2 separate regions of the Homo sapiens genome follow, and region 1 is linked to region 2. Evidence: chromatin loops called from intact Hi-C (ENCODE). Cell type or tissue: CD4-positive, alpha-beta T cell. All regions are shown on one strand. Each heading gives the region's core, and the rest is flanking DNA. Links, peaks and the distances in the headings are about the cores only.

Evidence for each region. Hi-C counts contacts between places; a loop is a spot of excess contacts. Peaks named below come from ENCODE experiments on the same cell type or tissue, not always from the same donor. Only the 100,000 strongest peaks of a DNase experiment are listed, where the experiment ranks them.
Region 1: a loop joins it to region 2, with 2.5 times the contacts of the local background. A loop is called at or near these places in 2 of 110 quality-filtered maps.

What each region holds. Positions count from the first base shown.
Region 1 is chr2:202,006,118-202,009,034 of GRCh38, reverse strand. No RefSeq gene overlaps it. Among named protein-coding and RNA genes, the nearest start is that of FZD7, 26 kb to the left of the region's middle. In CD4-positive, alpha-beta T cell, for the core only: no CTCF peak of the experiment used is centred there; no DNase peak of the experiment used is centred there.
Region 2 is chr2:202,054,945-202,057,861 of GRCh38, reverse strand. LOC124906114 (a long non-coding RNA gene) reads left to right here and starts at 2,517. Exons shown (of 2, transcript XR_007088053.1): 1 at 2,517-2,550. In CD4-positive, alpha-beta T cell, for the core only: CTCF peaks have their summits at 875 and 1,094 (motif pointing right); no DNase peak of the experiment used is centred there; H3K27me3 peaks cover 888 bases.

The sequences.
Region 1 (2,917 bases), core at 248-2,747, 49 kb after region 2:
AGCTGTAAACTCTGCAGTGTTCACATTAGACGACTTCTCCATCTCAATGTGTATCTTATTTCTTCTGGCAAATAATGAAAAATTATGACCTCACAAAGCAAACCAGTGAGTGCAATTGTCTCTATTCATCTCTCTCCTTCTCGACAGGAGAAAGCTAGGAAAAATAAATTCCTATTTTTCTATTTTGGTTTTCCATTTTAACAACCTGGACTTTTTCTGAAGGTGTGTGTAGCAGTTAGAATACTTCGATTGCAAGCAGCAGAAGCCAATTCTAATTAATTTAAGCAAAAATACATTTATCATGAAGATATGCGGGTAGATCACAGAAATAAAGGAAAAGCTGAAAATATAGGCTTAGAAAGGACAGGAGCCTTTCTAATTGCCTTGAAATTTGCTCAGAAGGAAATGTTTATAGAAATTTGTCTTCAATCAGGGCCAGGCACAGTGGCTTATGCCTAAATCCCAGCACTTTGGGAGGCTAAGGTGGGCAGATCCCCTGAGGTCAGGAGTTCGAGTCCAGCCTGGTCTACATAGTGAAAGCCTGTCTCTACTAAAAATGAAAAAATTAGCCGGGCGTGGTGGTGTACACCTGTAATCCCAGCCATCTGGGAGGCTGAGGCATGAGAATCGCTTGAACCAGGGAGACAGAGGTTGCAGTGAGCTGAAATTATGCCACTGCACTTCAGCCTGGGCAATAGAGTGAGACTCTGTCTCAAAAAAAAAAAAAAAGAAAGAAAAGAAAAAAGAAAAAAATGGTTTTTAATCAAGTACTTGTGCATGTGTGCACTCTTTGTTTAGGAAAAGTGGCTAACTCACTTGACCTACCTCTAAAGGCTGGTACCCGGGCCTTTCTTCAGCTGTCTGATTCTGCAGCTGCCCGAGGCTCAAGCAGGCTCACCCCTCCTGGGCCTGAGCAGGCAGGATTAGCCCCACAGATGCATGCTGGAAGGGTGGATTTCAGAGATCATGAAATCATTTATTAAATAAACATGCTTATCCTTTTTCTTGTTATTTACCTTCACCTGAAAAAGGAGGTTTCTTAGTACTTCCTTTATTTCTCCCCCTGAGCCAATCAGTTGGTCCCACTAAACCTAGATATGTGGGATGACAGGGACTTCCAGCCTCAGTTTCACAACAACCTAGAGTGTCTCCAACTCTCTGAAGGCATGTTGAGAAATCCTCAAAATTAAATTAACCTCAGTTCACTTTGGCTTAATAAATCAGTATCACTCTGCACTGTAAGGCACAGAAGGGAGAATGTTGGGAAATCAACGACTTTGTAGATTGTCATATCTCCAAAAAGGCTTGGTCCCTTGGAGATTACTTTGGGCTGGTTCATCACCACTTTTCTTATCTCTATGGCAAGAATATGGTGTTGATTTTTTTAAGGGAAGATATTTTTCTTTCTGTATCTCAACAAGAACCAGCCCTCTACACTTACCCCAGTGTCCTTAACTGTCTCCTTACTGTGTCCATATAACTGTGGTTCTTTCATGTCCCTGCTTTGCCCTCACCCTGTGTCTATTGCCATGTCATGGTGGTCTCTCAGCCTTTGTGTGACAGCAAATCTCAGCTACTTATTAATAAGGCTCAGCATGGGCCGACTTCCACCATGCCAGTTTCCCTGGCAACACCAGTGGGCAGTAAAGATCTTAGACAAACTTTCTAGTAGGTCACCCCTGAGCTATACCTCCCTTAGAATCCAAGAGATTCTCCAGAGAGCCCTGCTCCTATTTTGGTTGGACCTCATTTTTCTCTGTATAGCCACAGAGATTAGAATTACACAAATCTAGAGCAGTGTTGAAAGATCTTACAAGAAATGTCCAGATAGAAGGGTGGCAGCAATACGAACAGCCGTCAGGGTCTCTGATGGGGCCACCCAAATGCAACTGGCACCATGCCTGCCCTCCAGGCGGCCAGCATTTGCTTACTGTGAGTCTCCTGCGACATACCGCAGGATCACTGTTTTTTGACAGTTCCCATCTTTTCTCTCACTTTTCCCTATTTCTCTCTTTATTTATTTTTTGTTTCTTTTTCTTTTTTTTTTTTTTTTTGAGATGGAGTCTCACCCTGTCACCCAGGCTGGAGTGCAGCAGTGAGGTCTCAACTCACTGCAACGTCCTGCTCCCAGTTCAAGTGATTCTTGTGCCTCAGCCTCCCAAGTAGATGGGACCCCAGGCACGCACCACCACGCCTGGCTAATTTTTGTATTTTTAGTAGAGATGGGGTTTTGCCATGTTGGACAGGCTGGTCTCGAATTCCTGACCTCAAGTGATCCTTCCACCTCGGCCTCCTAAAGTGTCGGGATTACAGATGTGAACCATCCCTGCCCAGCCACCTATTTCTCTCTTCACAAAGTTTCTAAACTTTGCTGTGTCAAACCCATTTAAACAATGATTCAAATACCAAGAGCACCCAAGGAATGTTTCAGGTTTCTGTCTCATCACATGGCTTTGAGGAAAGAGCAGAAGTGCAGGCAGGGCATACCCATGGCTGTGGGGGTGGAATCTGCAGCCAGGCTGGGGTGAGTGATTCTGGGGCTCTTGAGGCACAGACCTGTGGATTCCCCGGGGTGAAGGATGTGTGTAGGAACATAAGGAGAACTGAATAGCACTAGAAAGGACATGTGTGTCCCTGATTTCAGCATTTCTCTGAAGCTGAACCCACTGACACTCCTGTCACCTGACAATTAACATTCTATGCAGAGGGATCATTTGTTTAAGGCTTTTTCCTTTAGGAAGATTATCGGGAGGTTTGCAGAAAGGAAGCAATTTTAGCAGGGATGAACCCATAGCAGTGAGAGCTTTGGAAAGCAGGGCAATGCCGGACTACCTACTTTTTTGTGTAGTGTTTTGTTGATCAAATACAAACCTTTGCCAGAGCCTGATTCTGATTTATCTTTGTTACATCAGAGGAC
Region 2 (2,917 bases), core at 101-2,600:
CAACTCAATATTGTAAACTGTATGGAATTCTCTTTACAGGGTGTGGATTTAATCATTCTTAACAATTCCTTTTGGCATCAACCTAAAGCCAAAAGTTAAAGAACTATGCCACTGATTATTATACTAACTCTAGTTCCTCAATTCCAAGATGCCATGTATTTTAGGTACACTACTGATTTAATAACAGGTTTTAAGGGGGTAAAAACCACTATAATAAATATGAACACTAAAAATAATATTTATCCATATATTCTTTTTCAGCATCTCATTCAGTGTTTGATAATAAACCTCTTTCAGGTGTAGTCTGTGGATTCTTCTGAATCATCTGTAACCATTGGCAGTTGTGCATAGCATCATGGGAATCATCTGTAACCATTGGCAGTTGTGCATAGCATCATGGGAATCATCTGAAACTATTGGCAGTTGTGCATAGCATCATGGGAATCATCTGTAACCATTGGCAGTTGTGCATAGCATCATGGGAATCATCTGTAACCATTGGCAGTTGTGCATAGCATCATGGAGATTCTCTACTTTCCAATCGTGGGCTGGTGATGTTGACCTCCTTAGCAAATGTAGGCTAGGCAGTCTAATTTTTAGCCATATTGTGGAACACCAGGGTTTCATTTGTATTTCCTGTTTGGTTAAACTCATAGTTTTGTCCTTCCCTTAATTAAATTATTCTTTTCTATAGGGTAAAACCTTCTTCCCAAAGTCACCCAGAAGCTTCTGAAAGATGTTTGGAACCTGAGGGTGACTTTTCAATGAATGAGCCGATCACACCAAACTCCTGTAACTTTAAAAATTCTGCTATTTCTCCTGAGATATCTGTCAATTTTTATTGTATATAATTACAGTGCCCATAGTGTAGACTGGCAGTCCTTTTCCTGTGTCCTCTGAAGTGCTTGTCTGATGTTTCGCTGAAAGACATGAAAGTGTAGTCATGCCTTCAGCAATAAATATTTGCTTCACTTATTGTAAATATGCCTCGCTAAGTTCTCCCACAGGCAGACAGTAACAACTCCTTCTCAACTCACTCTCCTGCCAGCAGGTGGCAAATTTCTTTTGACATAAATTATAAGCTGCACTCCAATTTTAGAAATGTTAAAATGTGAGCAAATAAGAGTCTGAGAATAAAGGGAATAAAGCAGATATCTAAATGAGGTAAACTCTGAGGATTCAGATCAAGATTCCAGTGCCCAGAGTAAGAAGATGAGGTGAGCAGCCTCCACCCCCACCTCAGACCCATTCCAGAATAGTCTTCAAGGTTTCATTGTATCTGAGTGTGCTGCATATATACACACACAATATGAAGTAGAAAGTAATGCAAGATAGAAAGCATGAAGCTGTGTAAGAGAGGGACAAGAAAATACCTTGGGAATTCAGAGAGGGATAGAGCACTTCGGTTGGTATAAATCAGGACAGAGGAGTAGGTGGCTTTCAGGAGGATGTTGAAGAAACAGGTACTGAATGGGGCCGTGCGAAGAGAACAGCACCCCGTGGTGGCCATGAAAAGGCACCCCTCAGATCTCTAATTTTGAGGAGTGTAATTGATAGAGGGTTCTAGCTGCTATGCTCTGAGTTGATCACCACATTTTTCTGGAGGCTAAGGTTCTCACAGGCTGCTCCCAGCCAATGACTGCGTATGACAGATGCTATGGTAGCCAGGCTCCATTTTGGGAGATGCTGCAGATATGGGACTCTTCTGATGGGTGACTGGCTCAAGAACTCCCGATATCCTTGAGGAACTTTCTTAGAACTGCACAGCAGTCTGAGACACTTCCATCCAACCTTCCTTCCCTCTCTCCTATGCCCAAGGCGGACCTGTGCCCAGTCTCATGGTTCTCCTGGCTCCTTCCTCATCTTCCTTCACAGGTGTTTTCCTCAAGAAATCTCTTGCACACCTAATCCTGTCTTGGCATCCGCTTCTTGGAGGACCCAGACGGACACACAATACTTGTGGGGATGCCAAATCTACCGTTTTATCTGCTTTATTATTTCCCACCCTTTTCCCAATTACCACTTTTTTTTTAGAAGTTGGCATTATTGGATAGTTTCCAGAATAAGAGACATTTTAGGCAATAAGAAGTGCATATAGGAAAGTCTCATTTTTTTCTTTTTAGTCTAATTATTCTTTGAAGTTTTTTAAAAAATAGTGTATTTTATTAGTAGGGCCCTTTTGATTACAAATGACAGAAACTTAATGCAGGCCATATTAGAGAAAAAGGGTTAGTGATGATTGATGATGATGCTGATGATGACACTGAGTTGCATCTCAGGAACAGTAGGATCAGGGACCTGGGTGGCATTAGTGTTATTGCTGCTTCTTATTTCTGAGGCCCATAAGATGGCCATGGATGGCATCCAGACTCATCTGACAGCCTGGGGACCTAAAGAGAGACTGATTTCTTTTCATTTTTTTTTTTTAAACAGGGTCTCATTCTGTCACCCAGCTGGAATGCAGAGGAGCAATCAGACCTCACTGCAGCCTCAAACTCCTGGGCTCGAGTGATCCCCCTATCTCAGCCTCCTGGGTAGCTGGGACCAATGGTATGTGTGCCACCATGCTCAGCTAATTAAAAAAATTTTTTTTTGAGAGATAGGGTTTTACTACATTGTCCAGGCTGGTCTTGAACTCCTGGCCTCAAGCAATCCTCCCACCTCATCCTCCCAAAGGATGTGCTGGGAATACAGGTGTGAGCCACTGTGCCTAGCCTGACTTCTTTTCAATTCCAGTAATTTTCAGGGGAAGCCCAACTTGGTCTAGTTTGGATCAGCCACTTAACCTCACATCAACTGTAATCTGGGGGACTGCTCAGAGGAAGCAACTGTGATGATTTGTCCATGTTATACCAACATGGTAGGGTTCGTGGCTACCAGGTGCATTGTGGCTGGAGGAGGGAGGAAGGAAGGTTGC